Regions from separate parts of the Mus musculus genome. Here region 1 is linked to region 2. Evidence: chromatin loops called from intact Hi-C (ENCODE). Cell type or tissue: left cerebral cortex. All regions are shown on one strand. Links, peaks and the distances in the headings refer to the core of each region. The heading gives the core; the rest is flanking DNA. Region 1 overlaps Gm33655 (a long non-coding RNA gene). Region 2 overlaps Trabd2b (TraB domain containing 2B).

Region 1 (8,338 bases), core at 239-8,238, 120 kb after region 2:
CTGGGGACACAATGCTTTTACTCTAGGTCTGTTTTGCTGTTCTCTCCCCTTCCTGTCACAGATTGGGACAGGGACAACCCATCCTTTGGACACAAGATTTTGGAGGACTCATAAGACTACCACATGGAGGCTGGAGAGACAGCTCAGTGATTAAGAGCATTGACTGTTCTTTCAGAGGTCCTGAGTTCATTTCCCAGCAACCACATGGTAGCTCACAACTGTCTGTAATGGGATCCAGTGCCCTCTTCTGGTGTGTCTGAAGACAGTGATGGTGTATTCACATAAATAAAAGAAATAAATCTTTCAAAAAAAAACCAACAACAAACGAACAAACACCTACCATGTTTGGCTCTGAGATAGAAGAATCAACCTGCTTTCAGAGCCAGTTTCTCACTGTCCTCAAACAGCACAGAACAACTCACAAACACATTGTACTTTACAGCATCACCACTGTGAATGCGTGTGCTGAGGGGGGTGATTTGCAGACAGATTGGAAACTGAAGAGAAAAGAACTGACTTGCAAGCTAGTGATGGAGCAGAGAGCAGACCTTCAGTAAACAGCAAGGTGAAATGGGACTGAGCAGGGGCAAGTGGAGGACCTCTACTTAGGTGTGGGGCTCCCCACTGTGAGCCCCGTTCCATGGCCTCTCTCAAAGCCTTAGGCTGGACTTGAATTAACCTATTTGTCCTACATTACTCCAAGAGGGCAACGTCACAAGAGGAAGGTCAGAGCATGGAGGCTGGCTTGGCATATGGGCCAAGAGGGCAGGGAAAGTAAGAGGAGGAGCAGCAGGCAGCGGGAGGAGATAGGCTCTAGACAGAAAGACAAGTTGCTTTTCTCAAGTCTGACTGCAGGATGGCCATGCATGCTATGTCTGCCAACCTACCCAGACCAGCATAACCATCTGGCCATCTCCATATCCTACACAAATTACAGACACATAGTTTGGAAGAGCACTATGAGAAACAAACATTCAGATAGCAAAGCACCCACTGGAGCCCACCCAACTTGAAGAACTAAAGCTTGGATTGTGCAGTACAGGAGCACAATCAGAGAAGACCTTCCACCAAAGACACTGCAGGAGCTGTCACTGAGAGACGAAGCCACTGAGCAGACAGATGGCAACTTCAAATGCAGCTGGTTTCATCAGGACACATACCTCACCCATCTTGTGCTTTCTCAGCCCAGTCAGCCCTTCCTTCTGGCTCTGCTGCCACTCTGTTTATAGTTCTTTCTGACTACTGTGGCCTTCATTCACAAGGGGGAGTCTGCATCCTATTTCACTGGGCCCTTTGGTTTGAATTTCCTCAGCTAGCTGTCTGACCCCAGTCGCCAGGTTGCAGACACACCAAGCACTCCAATACCCCTTGTCTCAGCCAGGAGAGGACCTTTCTTTCCTCCAAGTCATCTTCCCACTCACATACAGGACTCCAGGCTTCTCCTTTTACCTGTCCTGGGACTTCGAGCCATCCGTCGCCCCTCTCCTTTGCCCTCAGCCTCTCCCTTTCTTTAGTGCCCTTTTCACTATAAAAACAGTATCAAGTGTCCCTCAATGTCAATAATGTGAAGAAAAAAATCTGAATCCTAAAATCAAAACCGTGAGCAATGTACCCTTTGGGGTTCTCTGAGAAGCATCTCTGCTTCCAAAGCCAGTTTGGACTTATAATGGTGTTTACTCAAAGAGATAAAGAAAAATGAAAAGTGTTATTTTTGTACTTAAATAAAGTTGATCATTTGGTCTGACATCTGGGAAGATGCATTTCCACCAGGAAGCGGCCTACAAGCATAAGGCCACTGGTGACACGCTGTGGCTGACATGCTCACTCAGCCAGAGGTCCACCTAGGACATTAAAGCCCATACCAAACCTCATACTTGATTGAAAGTTGCACTGAGCACTAGCTAATATGTTTTCACCAGCCTCATTATTCCCAATGTAGGGAAAAGTAATCCCATGGCCAAATCACTATATTGCATACTCTCCTACATCTCTAGGCTAGAGATTCAAGTTAAGCCTAAAATCACTTGCTAGTATTGAAGTGTAATGTTTGACTACGTCCTTCAGCAACAGCTCTTCTCAGCTTAGCTCCAGCCCTCCCCCAGCCCCATCACAATTAGGTTCTTGCATGTGCACACAAAAGAAGATATTCAGTGAGTCTCTTCAGCTACCTTTGCCTCCCCAAGAAGTTATGTGAACATTCCCATCTGCCTCTTAGATTTCCATGTCAATTTTAGAATTGGAATTTGATCTTTAAATAGTATTCTTTTAAAATAAATAAATAAGTCTCAAGGGATGTCACATCTACCTCTGTTAAACCAATCTGTCCAAAGTAGAGACAGTGTCGGTGACCACACCTGCACTTGACAGAGGGCCTGTTCTGTATCAGTCAGTCACAATACGAAACAAATGAGCCATATTGTAGTAGCTTCAATTGCAAGCATTTTCTCTGCTGCATGTTACCATTGGCTGTGCTCAGCTTAGCTGTTACAATGTAGATTCTGCTAAGTACCTGGCCACAATGCAGAATGGCTGAGTATGTTACTTCTTGGGCAGGCTGAGAAGGTAGTGACTTTCTTTAGCAATCACCAAGACACAACATCCTTTAGGTTCACAAAATCAACTATGAAGACCAAGACATAAGGCTACTCCCCTCACTATAAAAATGTGTGGCAAAGCCTTGACTATGGAATCCTGATATATGGGTTAAAGAATTGGGGCCAGACATGAAAATCATCCCGGCAGCCAGTGTGTTCCAGCTGTCTGAGACTGGGTGTCTCTATCACGTGGAGAACGTAAACCTTTCCAGCACTTACATGATGAGCCTGAGGCGGGAGCAGGATTAAGATGCAAACCTGGCCATTCAGTCCGTAGAGGCTGTGGAGTCAAGGAAAGAGCACTTGGACTTGAAGTCACATGCCCACTGCACTCACATGGATACCTAACCTGACACAGGGCTCACGGAATCCTTTGAAATCCGTTATCCATTGGATCTGATAACTTCCTCAGAAACGTGCCATTCCCCATGCCCTCTTCACGTCTGCACTGGGCAGACCACTGGTGGGACCTCTACAGCAAGCTGTGGGTGTTACTCTCCTGTCAGATATTAGCCTCCACTGGGCTTCAGTGTCCAACAGCCCCAGTTCATCTTTCTTGTCCCTGACTTCTTGCCCTCCTTACAGTATCCATTCCATACCTTGCCCCTCTCCACAACCCCTGACACCCTGCAGTATCTTTCAGCTTTGTTTGCAACCTTGCTTTCTACTTCACAGTAAAACCAAACCCCTCTGATGAAAACCTCTCCTCCTCTGCTCACAAACCCACCCCATCTTTCTCTGCTTCTGCTTCTCTTCCAATACTTCCCCTCCAGCTGAGAAAAGATCTTCTCTCCCACTCCTTTTCAGAGTTCACATCGTCCCTTTTCCCTTTCCTTAACTGATCCCTCCAAGCAGATCATGAGCAGCAACATTTAACCATGCACCAGTCTTTTACACCTTAAAAATAAATCCTTTCCTGGACCCAGCAGCCCCTCCCAGTTGCTGTTGCTGTGAGGTTTCTTAGCTATGATTTGGACAAAAATAAATCAAAGATGCTGGAACACATCACAAAACTATACAAAACTGTTCATAGCTGCCTTAGTCAGAATAGCCAAACATTGGACATGACTTTAATTCCCACAGTGAGTGGAGAAATGTGTGATAAACAGTGGATACTCCATGCATGAGGGCTGAATTGCTACTGCAGACCCACATACTTTCTGCGGGGAGCATACATTTCCCTCTACTCAAAATGGAGGGAAAGAAGTCAGATACAACACTCCGAGTTTGTATAAAATTCTCAAGCAGGCAAACTAACAGATCTATCTAGCAAGACGCCCCCTGGGGGCAGGGATTTAGAAAGAAACTGGATGCAAAGGGGTACAAAGTACCTTCTAGGGGTGATGGACATACACAGGCTGATTGGAACAGTGATCCCATTGGCCTATGCATTTCTCAAAACTCACTGGATGACACCACGTTCACATTGACTTAAACATGAGAGACCCACCCTTCCAAATTCAGCTTGCTAAAGTCACCAGCAGCATCTCTGTCAATCTAACAAGCATGTTCATGTGCTAGCCACTCTCCCCTAAAACTCCCATCTTCTCCAAGTTTCTGGGGCTCCATCTCATCTTCAGTTCACTTCTTCCCTTTCTGTCCAGCCTACTTCAGGAGAACACCTTCATCTGTCCCCCTAAAACACGAAGCTCCTCAAGGCCCACCCAGAGCTGTCTTCCCCAGTCCACATTTCTTACTGGTGACTCATGGTGATTTCCCTAGGCCATTCCTCCAAGCTTCGGACCTGTTTAGCATCTGCACTTTAGAAGACTCTAAAGCCATACACTGCATTCTTCTCTTCCTTCTAGAATAACAGAGGAAAAGGCCTTATGGATCCTACAGAGGGAGAGAAACATCTCAGCTTTAGCCCCTTTTGAAGACTGCTTGAGTATCTGGCCACAAGCCTGCTTTGTAAAACTCGCATCAATATAAATCCTTGGGAAATGGACCCTGGTAAACATTTGGGTCAAAATATCAAACGTACTCCTGCAGAATCCCACCCACAGAGCCATAGCCACCAGAGCAAAGTCCACCTTGAGGAAAGCCACACTAGTCTGATGGTACCTGATGCCAGCACGCTCCTCACAAGAAAGAAGAAGCAGAGTGGACGCACCGTCATATAGCAGGCAGGCCCTCAATGATCCAGTGTGATGATCACACCTACTGCTGAGAGAAGGCCCCCTCTTTACATGGCCTTGCCTGCTCCTGAGCCAAGGAAGGAATAATGGGGTGAGAAGGTGACAGTCCCTCCAAAAGTATCAAAAGTGGCTGGTCTTCTCATCCAAATCTGATCATTTTCCAAAGGCTACTGCCTCTGCGATGTCACTGATACCAGTTCCTCTCGGTGCCGATGTCAGGTGTCCATTCATACCAAGAGTCTTCAGTCCCCAGTTGTCATTCTCTGGGACTCGTCTCTCCCAACCAGTCCCACAGTCCCTTCACTTAAATAACTATACTGCCTGATACACAGTCTCCTCACTGGTGACCCCCTAGGCCATTTCCATCCTTAAACCAAAGAAAGCTTTTCAACGAACAACTCTGTACCCAGCTCCTACCTTGCTCGGAGCCCGCAACTGCTTTCGGTACTCTCAGGATAAAGGCAAAAATCTTGTGTTGTGTCAGCTAAAAATCCCCTCCCACATGTCCAGCTGACTCCTTTCAGCACAGACCTCTGTAGCTAGGCTCCCTCCCTCATCTCTCTCTTCTTGTTCACTCTCAGCATCTTCAAACCTCAGCTCTACAGGACAACCATTCTTAGCCATGTGTTCTCACAGATTAGCTCAACACTTTCACCCCTGGCCCCTAGCATCTGTCTCAAACATACCGTTGCCTATTCACACAAGGGTCAACTAATGCTGGCCATTCTTGTTTCTTATAAGCTACATGGTTTCAGGGGTGCAGCTGCTCAGCCCACCACTTTATCTGTATCACACCATGACAGACCTCGGGTGGAACTTAGTAAATGCTCATTGGGTGACTGAGTGAATAGATGAATGAGACCTTAGTCTAGTTTGTCTTTTCTGAACCAAGCACAAGCTGTGGCCTCCTCCCTAGTCGTTACCTTTCTGCATCTGCTTCATCACATTCGTTTTCTTTTATTTCTTTCTCTCCCAAATTTCCAGTAGCTTTACCCAAACACCTCAGCCTAAAACTTTTGCAGCCACAGTGCCACCTAGAGTCCACCCATGAGATGGGCCAGTAGCCAGAAAGTCCTGACTAGTCCAACCCAGTTCTGCTCTGTACTGCTCTGTACTATATTCTGAATCTATCTTCACCTCTTGATGCTGCACTTTTCTGGCTTTGAGATGACGTTGTTCCCTCAGTCCCCTACGTGCCCCATGGAGACTTTAAGCAGTGCAAGGAAGAATGTGGGTGGGACTTCCAGTGGTATCTTCCTCTGGCATCCCGCATGCCTGCCCTTTCCTGCAACTCCATCATTCTGTTCCTTTCCATTCACCTTTAGCCAATCATTTAACAGATATTACAATGTCACAATTGTTTAGTGAGAAGCAATCATGGTTAAGGGCCCATGCAAGATCTCAAATTTAACTTGCTGTCGCCAAGGAGATCATTCAAGAGAAAACAGTTGCTTCTCTTATGCAAAACTGCCAGCTTTTCTCTAAAATTATCATCCCTACTCTGCAGTTTAGATCAAGTATTTTTAAAGTCCACATGGTGATCCCATCACCAGATGCCCACACATAAGGATGCAAAGCACATCAAGGAGTATAATGGTAAGTAGGCAGAAACAACCACCCTGCCCCACCATTGAAGAATGGTGGGTAGCTGTGGCATGTGCAGCTCCATGCATAAGAGTATGTGGTACATCAAAGCATAATAGAAAGTAAGCAGAAACAGCTAACCTGTCCCACAAATGAAAACTGGATAAGTAATTATGGGATGTGCAACCTCTAAAATTAATGCACAGGAGTGTTTTTACCATAACACGAAAGCTGCTTTGTATGCTAAGTTCAGAAAAAAAATACAGAACTTTAACTTGTATGCAAAGTGTTGTCTCCACCATGTAAAATAACAAAAGGTGTGGAAAAATCTAGTACAGCAAGATATTCTCAGTAGTTATCCTGGGGGGAGGGTCTTGTTTTCAAAAATCTCCATAGTGAGTTTAGTTTAACTCACAGTAAAGTGTTACAATAAATCTGAAAGAAAAATTAATATGAACTATATATAATAAACATATATTTGCGTAGTTTTCTGAATAATCTTTCAGAGACTCAAAATGTCTCCAGACATTTCTTCTCCAGAGTTCTGAGGTCTTCTGAGACTTCCCAGATTCAAAGTCAGGAAACTCAGGAGCCTCTGCATAGCCAGGGCCTCAGCCAGCATCTTCTGGGTGCTTAGCAATATGGTTGGACCCCAGTGATAGGGAAGAGACCTCACCTGCTGTGCTGCAAAGGAAGCCTCATCTCAGTCTTGCTTGACTGCTTCTCCTCACCATTGCTTTGAGACTCTCTTCAGCGACACCTTGTGTTGTGATCGTGTAATCACACAACAGGCACTGAGTGGGTCTCTGTAGAACCAGGCACCAGGTAAAACATTAGAAATCTGCTGAATCCGAATCCCTCCATGCTTGGTGCTTGCAATTACCCTGCTTCATTTAAGCTTCACTCAATGAGGAAGAGGAGGAGGAGGAGGAGGAAAAGGAGGAGGAGGAGGATAGCACTATTATAACCATTTATAGAGAAGAGAAGAGAAGAGAAGAGAAGAGAAGAGAAGAGAAGAGAAGAGAAGAGAAGAGAAGAGAGGAGAGGAGAGGAGGGGAGGGGAGGGGAGGGGAGGGGAGGGGAGGGGAGGGGAGGGGAGGGGAGGGGAGGGGAGGGGAGAGGAGAGGAGAGGAGAGGAGAGGAGAGGAGAGGAGAGGAGAGGATTCTGGAATAACACTAATAGAATACTGGGGTTTTTTTCTAAGTTATCTCTCACCGGATACAAAGATGGATTAGTATTAAGAATTGTACTAATAGGAATTAGTATGGGTGAGGAGTTGTGGATTCCTCAGAAAGTTGCACATAGTACTACTGGAAGATCCAGCAATACCTCTCCTGGGCATATACCCAGAAGATGCTCTAACATGTAATAAGGCCACATGCTCCACTATGTTCATAGCAGCCTTATTTATAATAGCCAGAAGCTGGAAAGAACCCAGATGTCCAGAGGACAACAGAAAACAACAGAGGAATAGATACAGAAAATGTGGTACATTTACACTTAGCTATTTAAAACAATGAATTTAGGAAATTCTAAGGCAAATGGATGGATCTGAAGGCTATCATCCTGAAATAACCCAATCACAAAAGAACACATGATATGTACTCTCTGATAAGTGGATATTAACCCAAAAGCTCAGAATACCCAAGATACAATTTGCAAAACACATGAAACTCAAGCAAAAGGAAGACCAAAGTATGGATACTTCGATCCTTCTTAGAAGAGGAAACAAAATACCCATGGAAGGAGTTACAGAGACAAAGTGTGAAGCAGAGACTGAAGGAATTACTATCCAGAAACTGCCCCACTTGGGGATCCATCCCATAAACAACCACCAAAAACAGACACTACTGTGGATGCCAACAAGAGCTTGCTGGCAGGAACCTGATATAGCTGTCTCCTGAGAATCTCTGCCAGTGCCTGACTAATACAGAAATGGATGCTCACAGCCATCCATTGGACAGAGCACAGGGTCCCAAATGAAGGAGCTAGAGAAAGTACCTAGGGAGCTGAAGGGGTTT
Region 2 (8,338 bases), core at 30-8,029:
CACTCTCTGACCACAGCTTGAAAACACATTAATAGCTGCATAAGCTCTGTTTCTAGATGACTATCTTTTTATCACATCTCTGTTTCTGACTTTTAGGTGATTTGTAGTTCTATAGATGATTCTACCACAAATATCACTTCACTTCGGGTAGTGGTTGTATGGCTCTAACATGTATAAGTACTACTCAAAAAGGATGCACATTTCAATAGAGATTGCAGCATCCCTTCAAGGAAGTTCCCATTAGTCCCTGTTTTCATGACACCAGCCAATACAGGGTACTGTCTTTGTGAAAGGAAGAGAGGAAGAAGTGAAAGGGAATGAGGAAGGATGAATACACACACACACACATATGCACACACACACACACACATGCACAAATATATCTGTCTCTTATAAAGGACCAAAGCCAAAGGGGCACTGGTGTTTCCCTAGTAGAATTCTCATTTTGCAGAGCACCTAAATCCTGTGCTATAGCTGAGTTCTTGTGCTTTGAGCCTTCACTTATATTTCACCATTTTGTAAAGTCCTTTCCAGTTGCCTATGCAGACCCACCCAGAGTCTCTTGCTCACTCCCAACATTTTTCTCCACCACTACTTTGATTACCTCTGGTAAGCATGACTTTAATGTATTCTCTTTGTCCCCACCGAAGTGTATTTAATATGAACAGGGTCACATATGCCTCTCTCACTACTAGATCTATCTGGCACATAAGGAGAGTTCAGTAAACATTGGTTATTACCGAATTGGTGAATGAAGGTATGAATGCAGGAGTGGCCCAACCTGTAACCCAGAGCCAGCACGTAGTTGGCACTTACATGCATATTTAACAAGTAATCACAAACGTGAATGAGTACTGTTGCTGTCATCAGTCTCTGAATAATGATAGCACTCATTGACAGCCCCCACCTCACCACCCTCTCAACTCTTTTGGCAAGTATAAGCAGGTCTTGGGCCAGAGGTATTTCTAGAATTTTGAAAGTATTCTTCTGGGAAGCCATACTGTGGCTTTCTTGGGTGCACCTGAAGCTCCTTTTCCAGAAAGCTCTGATCCTAAGGCCTCAACGTTTCCTAGCCCATTCCCACTATGACTACACACTGAGCCCTGCTCCCAGACTGGCCCTGTGCCCTTTATCTTAATGATTCCATGCTCCCTCCGGGCTGGGAGCATCAGGCTCATCAGTCTGCACCAGTGGCCCACAGCCATAGTTAGCTTTCCAGGGTTGCTAGGCTCGCACGCTCCATCCCTGGATCTCTCCTTCATCCTCTCCTAATCATGGCTACGATGACATCACATTGCTCTCTGTAACAGTTTACATGGATCTTTCCCATGAGTCATTTATTTGATTTTTCCCAGCAGCCCTAGGATCTGAGGGCTACCCCCCGCCACTACTTGAGTTGAGGCTTGGAGGGTGAACAACTTTTTTCAAGGTTATGTGGCTACTCAGTACAGAGCAGACATATCTCCCTTGTGACTCTTCTTTACAGCCACAGTAGGAATTATGAAGTGACCCTTCAGGAGGCTGAAACCCTGTGGGGCAGAGGGAATATTGGGTCTTTTCAGTTTCCATAAGCCTTGATTCTCAGTTGTGGAACATTATGTCTGTCTTGGGTTTCTTCACATGTTTATTCTGTAAATACATGCTAAATGTTTCTGTAGCACACCGTCCAATAGAAAGCTCAGCAGGAATCACAAGAATAAAGAGACATGCACATACCCAGAGGCCAGGACATTTGCCTGGGATCTTTGTTGGAGCTCAGGGTCAGGTCAGGCTGTCAGACGGCTTGGGCTATTGAGAAAATTCAGTAATATACCCAAGGACAGAGTGACTTACTTTGGCTTCCTGAACTGAAGGTTGAAATTGTAAGTTTTATGAGCAACATACGCGGAGTCAATGTGTATGACAGGGGTGGGGAAAGAGAGAGAGAGAGAGAGAGAGAGAGAGAGAGAGAGAGAGAGAGAGAGAGAGAGAGAGAGACTGTTGAGGACATGTCCTCATAGAGTAGGAATTTCTAGCCTCCACTGGACTGAGAACTAGTCTCCACAGAATGCTGACATTCTGATGACTCTGAAGAGAGTTTGCTTCCTTTGGGAGCTGGTCTCCTTTTGATACTCATACTCAGCCTGCCCTAGACACATTCCAGATCTCTCATGGTGAGCTTGAGCTCCACAACTTGGACCCTGCCACAGACTTCAGTACTTTGTTAGAAAGAGCCTATTTCTTTCCATCATCCCATCCTCATGAGGCTGTGTCAGCAAGGGGAGATGTGGGTGGAGCTCTCAGGTCAGAGGCAGGAAGAGACTTCTGAAGACACGAGACCTTTGCACTCCTCATTCTTGGGCCTCACTCCTCTCTCTGAAGTGAGTGAACAAGAAAGAGCATCTTACAGGTCTCTCCCTGCTCTGCCTTCCCAGTCTTCCTCATCTTCATCTCTCAAGAGCAGTAAGAAGAGTCTATGTGTTGATTTTGTCTCCCTTATTCCTTTGTGTTTGCATCTCCTATCTTGTTACCTCTGTGAAAGGCCCCATGAGGTACTACACAGAAGTGAGGAGAGGTAGGTAGAGACGGAGCTTGAATTCCTATTTTCATAACTATGATAGTCGAGATTTGTCTGTATTGGTTCTCATAGCTCCTTGAACAATCGTTGGGAATGGTACCAGGATTCTGACCACTGTTTCCCACCATGTTCTTCCTGGTGCCCATGTGAAACCTCTAGGTGGAAGATACTTGTCTTCATTTAGTTGAGCATTAAACTTGAGATGGTCTCTCGTGTATTTACAGACAACCTTACAAATGACCATGAACTTACACCTGGGCCATGGTGACCCAAATTGAAGTACACCGTGCCCTTTGGTTGACACTATCTCCCTTTTTTTTTTTTTTTTTTTTTTTTGTTATGGACATACCAGCCACCTTCATGCTAGCTCTTTCCTGAAGAGGTCAGTGGGGTGTTCCCCCAGCCCTCTCTTCTGCTGTTCCTTTACCTTGAATCATCTTACTCCTCTCTACTTCGGAATTCCTAATTATCCTTTTTGAAAGCTTTCTTGAAAGCTGCCTTGGTGAGTGTGTTACCAGGCTACTCACCTACTAGCCATATTGTCTGTTGAAAACTCAGCATCTTATGCCATTCCCATCTCTTCATGAACTTATGAGCTGCACACTCTCCCCTGACCCCCGTGACGCAGACTGTTCCTTTCTCAGCAGCTCACAGTCCAGCCACTATCAGTGCCAAGGCATGTGACAAAGAGCTCACCATCCCACTGTCCCCCTAGCACTGGCATCCTCTCATGTCTCATGTAATGAATCCCAGTGTTTTATCTTGAGAAGCCAAGAACCACTTCACTGCACATTCAGATATTTCACAAGTCCACGGCTAGAGTTCAGCTTTTGCATGAGCTCAAGTGGGTTCTGAACTAGTAAAAGAACATCCTAGGGAAGGTTCTGTTCCTCAGGGCCTGGCTCATAATAAACGGTCTGGATGCTGCTTCCTTGGGCTTCACTTAGTCACCAAAGCTATGTATTATTAGACATGAGTTCAGACTTTCTCCCCAAGAGTAAGAAATCAGTTATGCAGTTATGTGATCTGCACACACACACACACACACACACACACATCCATTGTAGACACATCTGAAAGATGATACCAGGTCTTGAAAGACAACTGATGTTCTCCCTTCCTCACTACCCTGACCCTCTGGCTTGTTCTATGTTGCACAGTCCTCTCCCCCAACCAAACACCACCTGACACCCCTGCTTCTTTAGTTATGGAGTATGTGTAAATTCTTGATACATAAGCCCCAAATGGATGTAGCTGATTTAACACTTCTAAGGAAATCTCAACATCCACAGTCTGATGAGATTATAAGTAGACACATGTTACCTTGTATCAGATGTAGCATGGCTTAACCAGATATCTCTGGAAGCTCCTCAATAGGTGGAGGCATATATACTTGCCTGTCCTTTGGCTCTTCCCCTTCCTTGGGAAGGCCCTGATCATTCCAGAGGGCAATGACCTCATGAAGATCCACAGTGTGTGGGTGCAAAGACCAAAAGACTGTCAGGAGGGAAGGAAGGGGTGGGTCACCAAGGCAAAGAAGCACTGGGCCTGAGGGCTGGGACCAAGATCCCAGAATAGTTTTCCCTGTAACCTACTCATACATTGTAAGGGCCATTGCCTGCTTTTCTGTCTCGTCTATGAGATGAAGGACAGGACCCAGACATCCCACTTGTGCTGACACCCCCCTGGTGGGCACAGAACATCAGGCACTAGTCTTCAGTGAAAACACTAAACCTAGTGTTAGCTGTCTTCATGCTGGCAAGCATTCAGTCCATTCAGGGTTCAGTGTCCTGCTCAGCTGACATCCTGGTGGCAGGATGGGAGAAGGGGTCTTTTCATTTTATATTTTTAAAACTGTAAATTTTGGAAGTGAGTGACTTCCCTTGCTGTCTGTGAGCTAGTTGCCCCTGACCAGGTTTCAATCCTTAGTCTAGATCTGGTCCCTGTAAGTGTAGGGATAGAGAGCCAAAGTAAGTCTTAGAGGACACTTGCCAACTGATACACTGGGTTTCTTGGACCTGTCTACCCCTCTCCTCTTTCTACTATAGTAACTCTCAAGTCCTCTTAACTCCTTCAGTAAATGCTTACCTTGGTTTTCTTCAACTATGGGATGGGGATGATAGTAGGTATTCCATGTGTTCATCTGTGAAGACTAAGAGAACCCAGCCCATGTAACATTCAAAGTACCATCTGGCATGCAGGGCAATGCCAAAATATCTAAGTTAGACATTGTTGCTATGACTCTTTTGGTTCCTATGCTGTGTGTCCTAATTTAAAGGAGTGTCTCACTGAAGTTCTAAGGCTTTCTGAAATTTATTGCTTCTCTCTCCATCCAAATGTCTTTCCTTATCTGATCAGACTGGCATATGTCCACTTTTCCCCCATACTCAACTCAAGATGGCCTACCCTCTCTGACATCAAGTGGAAGAACCCACCAGATGCCCTGCTGCACTTGTTCTACACTGAGCTGTTACACTGTCTTGTCACTTGCTTCTACACTGGCCCATGGGTTATTTAAGAGCAAGAACCATACTAGACTCAGGACAAGGACATACTAGGACACAGGACAAGATTTGGAGCATGCCATAAAGAATAAGAAGGGAACATGTAAGCAAGAAGTTTGGTGACAAATGTCATAGTAGGGGGACAGGCAGAACAGAAATGGAACCCAGGAAAGGGATTCATATCACTGAAGTTGGTTGACATAGAGTTAGGAATTGAAGAAAGAAGGATGAGGATGTAGACTTTTTGGCTAGTTTTGAACATTTCTTAGAGGAAATCAATTATTCTGCTAATTCCTATGGGTTTCCTTTTGCAACTCAGCAATGTCATTGTTATGTAGTTTGCTTTATGGGTTATTATCATCAACATTGGCCCAGGTCTGCATCTCTAAGGTGATGGAGCTCCACCCACTACTCCCCATACTCCTGCCCTAACTTGTATTATAACATCCTCCACCCTGGGATGAAGATGCACTGCTCCCCTACGGCCACAGGTGGGATGGGAACACAAGAAGTCCCAGCCAGCACACTGTGGGTGAATGTTTAGCTTCAGGTTTCCTGGGCAGCTAGACAAAGACACTCATTATCTGTGGTGAGTAATTGAGGTGTTAGCCCAGATCTTGGGAAACTAGTTGGGATAATTACATCTGTTCAGATTTCTGCACAGTTTCTGTATCCTGGCTATAGCTGACTGATACACTCAGGTTCCCCTTGTATCTGATGGACTGTGAGCATTAAAGGACAGTCAGTTCATGTTGGTCCAGGGATGGAACTTGTGTTATCAGGCTTGGCAGCAAGCTTTGCCTCTTCTTGATGGTTTTCTAATCCTAGGAACAACAGATAGTCAGGGTAGAGAATAGATGCTCTTGGGAGCCTGTATACCATCACAGTTTCACCTTTCCTTATGAACCACATGATACACATCTGCTTATCAATCCCATTTCAGCAGCTGATTGGTTATTAGTTTGCCTTCCCCACCCCACCCCCAATCCTGTATATGAGATGTCTTTTGCTCAAAACCAGAAAACATTTGGTTTCTTTTATGACCAACAAGTCTGGAGATGTTTCCTTTTCTATCTTCTGATAATCACAGAAGTAGCTATACTTCTTCAGTCCAATTGTATTGAGAACCCACACAATATAAATATACGTGACCATTTAATAACTAGTGGTTACCTACAAGATGGAAGAAATAAACAGCTGAAGAGAGAATTTTATAATATGAGCTTCTTATGGAGGTTATGAGGATAGTGTGAGCCCAATTCATTTATGAAAGAGAGGATAAAAAAGGAAGTGGATCAACCACAGGGCTCTCCCTGGAGGCATAAAACATTTCTCTGACCACTATGTGATCCTTATAGGCAAAGTCAAAAATGAGGATCCAGGAATAGTAGTTGCCTTGGTTAACAGGCTCCAATTTGCTAACAAATAAAGGAAGACATCTCAAGTTTTATAAAAAGACTGAGGGTACATGCCAAGCTAGGGAAACTGAGACTTCCCATATCCTTTTTGCTGATTGCACCTGACCGAAGAAATAATTCCTCACTCTGGACCACATGTCAGAGTTTATAGAACCCACTCAGGATCTCAGTCTATCATCTCTCCCACTTTGTCCCTACCTCCCTCCTTCCTTTCCTCCCTCTCTCCATCTTTTCATCTTTTCTTTCCATCTTCCCTCCAGTGTTTACTGAAGAGCAGCCCTGAGTCAGGTGCTCCACTAAGCTAAGCAGGGCAGGCCAGGCCACACCGGCCTTGACTTCAGAAGTTCAAGTTGTTTAAAATTAGAACATGACACAGTTCCTGTATGTACCAGATGCCAGCAGTGCTTGGGGACAGCAGAGCACCTCGATGTTTTCTATAAAAGCATTTCCTTTTCCTCACTTCACGTTGGGAAAGAATTCAAGAGAGAAAGAACAAGGCGCTGGTGTTTTCTCAGGAATCTGACTCACCTCCTTCCCCCTCCAACAACAGCATCCCCTTTCCTGCCCCTGAGGTATGAAGGCAAGTCCAACCCCATTCCAGGCCTCCCCAGCATCTTCTCCCAACAGAGCGTCAGTTTCAGTGGTCCATCTCCAGAAGCTTTGTTATTGATTCCAGCCACATTTTGCAACACTCTGCAGGCTGCTGGTGTTTAAAAGCAGCACATTTCACATTTGCTTTTTTGAGCCCGTTTCTTGTTGTTTCCCACATATTTCCAGTGAATGAACAGATTAGTAAGTGCGCCTCTCTTTTTATTTTTTTTTTTCCTTAAAGGACAAAAGTTAAACATCCTGTTCTGACTGCAGAGGAACTTTTAAGGTTTCTGGAATCCATTAAAGCCCAAAATGTCACAGGAAAGTTATTCTGGAGCTTGCAAAAACACAATTTTACACTTCTGATGTCCATTGGACATGTTTGCCTGTCCTTGGAAGGCATCATCAGTTCTTTCTTCATTCCCTTTGTCCTCTCTCCTTCCTTCCAGAAACATGGAAGGAAGCCAGATGTGTAATGCTAAGTACTTTACAAACATTCTCTTATTTAATCATCAAACAACCCCTTTGTGAAGTTGAGATGCGCTGGCTAGCTTGACCTGGGTTGCCCAGCTACGAAGCTGTGCGGGAACTTTTCACCTACCTTTCCCATCTTTCACTCTGCCCCCTACCTTCCCCCTAGCAGCTCCTAGATTCACACAGCGAGGCTTTGTCAGCTTCCCCAATCTCTATAGAAAGGAGGGTGTAGATAGTGGAAGCACAGCCACTGGTGTGGTCTAGAGGAGAACTGGAGTTCTAGCCTTCCCTCTTGGATGAAGACTAAGTATCTCCATTTCTAAGTGGACATGCCAACTTCAAACCTTACAGACCTTACGGTTGAGATCGAGCACAGAGCATCTGGTTCCACAATCCTATAAACATCGCTGTCGTTACATATTGTACTTCTTGGCAGAAGACAGGCAGGTGGCTCTGAAGTTGGACAGTATGGCTAAATGTAGGGAAATCTCTCACCTCTGAGAAGAGCCAGATTAGCTATGATGGAGCTCTAGAATGAGGCTCTAGCTGGCTGCAGCTTTGCAGTCAAAACTGTGCCTTTGAAATCTGCTAATGGCCTGTTCCTGCCCCCGGGGCCTTCCAGCCTGCCTTCATTTGAACTCTTGTTAGAAAGTGACAGAATAACAGGTCTGGACGGCATGGAAGGAAGGGGAGGGGTCCGAGGGGGAGCACAACCAGTAAATTGCATCACACGCACAGCCAAGTTCTAAAGCATAAGAGGAACACAGCCAAAGGGCCTCCTCTGGAGCAGCCCT

The links. A loop is a pair of places that touch in the nucleus more often than their neighbours do. Peaks named below come from ENCODE experiments on the same cell type or tissue, not always from the same donor. Only the 100,000 strongest peaks of a DNase experiment are listed, where the experiment ranks them.
Region 1: a loop joins it to region 2, with 6 times the contacts of the local background. A loop is called at or near these places in 3 of 42 quality-filtered maps.

Annotation. Positions count from the first base shown.
Region 1 is chr4:114,630,278-114,638,615 of GRCm38, forward strand. The region is part of intron 1 of Gm33655 (a long non-coding RNA gene); the gene reads right to left. Among named protein-coding and RNA genes, the nearest start is that of Gm12829, 46 kb to the right of the region's middle. In left cerebral cortex, for the core only: CTCF peaks have their summits at 3,887 (motif pointing left), 5,772 (motif pointing left) and 7,084; DNase peaks (open chromatin) are centred at 1,146, 3,528, 5,306, 5,497 and 3 more places; H3K27ac peaks cover 1,010 bases.
Region 2 is chr4:114,508,597-114,516,934 of GRCm38, forward strand. The region is part of intron 2 of Trabd2b (TraB domain containing 2B); the gene reads left to right. Among named protein-coding and RNA genes, the nearest start is that of Gm33710, 88 kb to the left of the region's middle. In left cerebral cortex, for the core only: a CTCF peak has its summit at 4,316; DNase peaks (open chromatin) are centred at 4,746, 5,593 and 7,037; H3K27ac peaks cover 1,502 bases.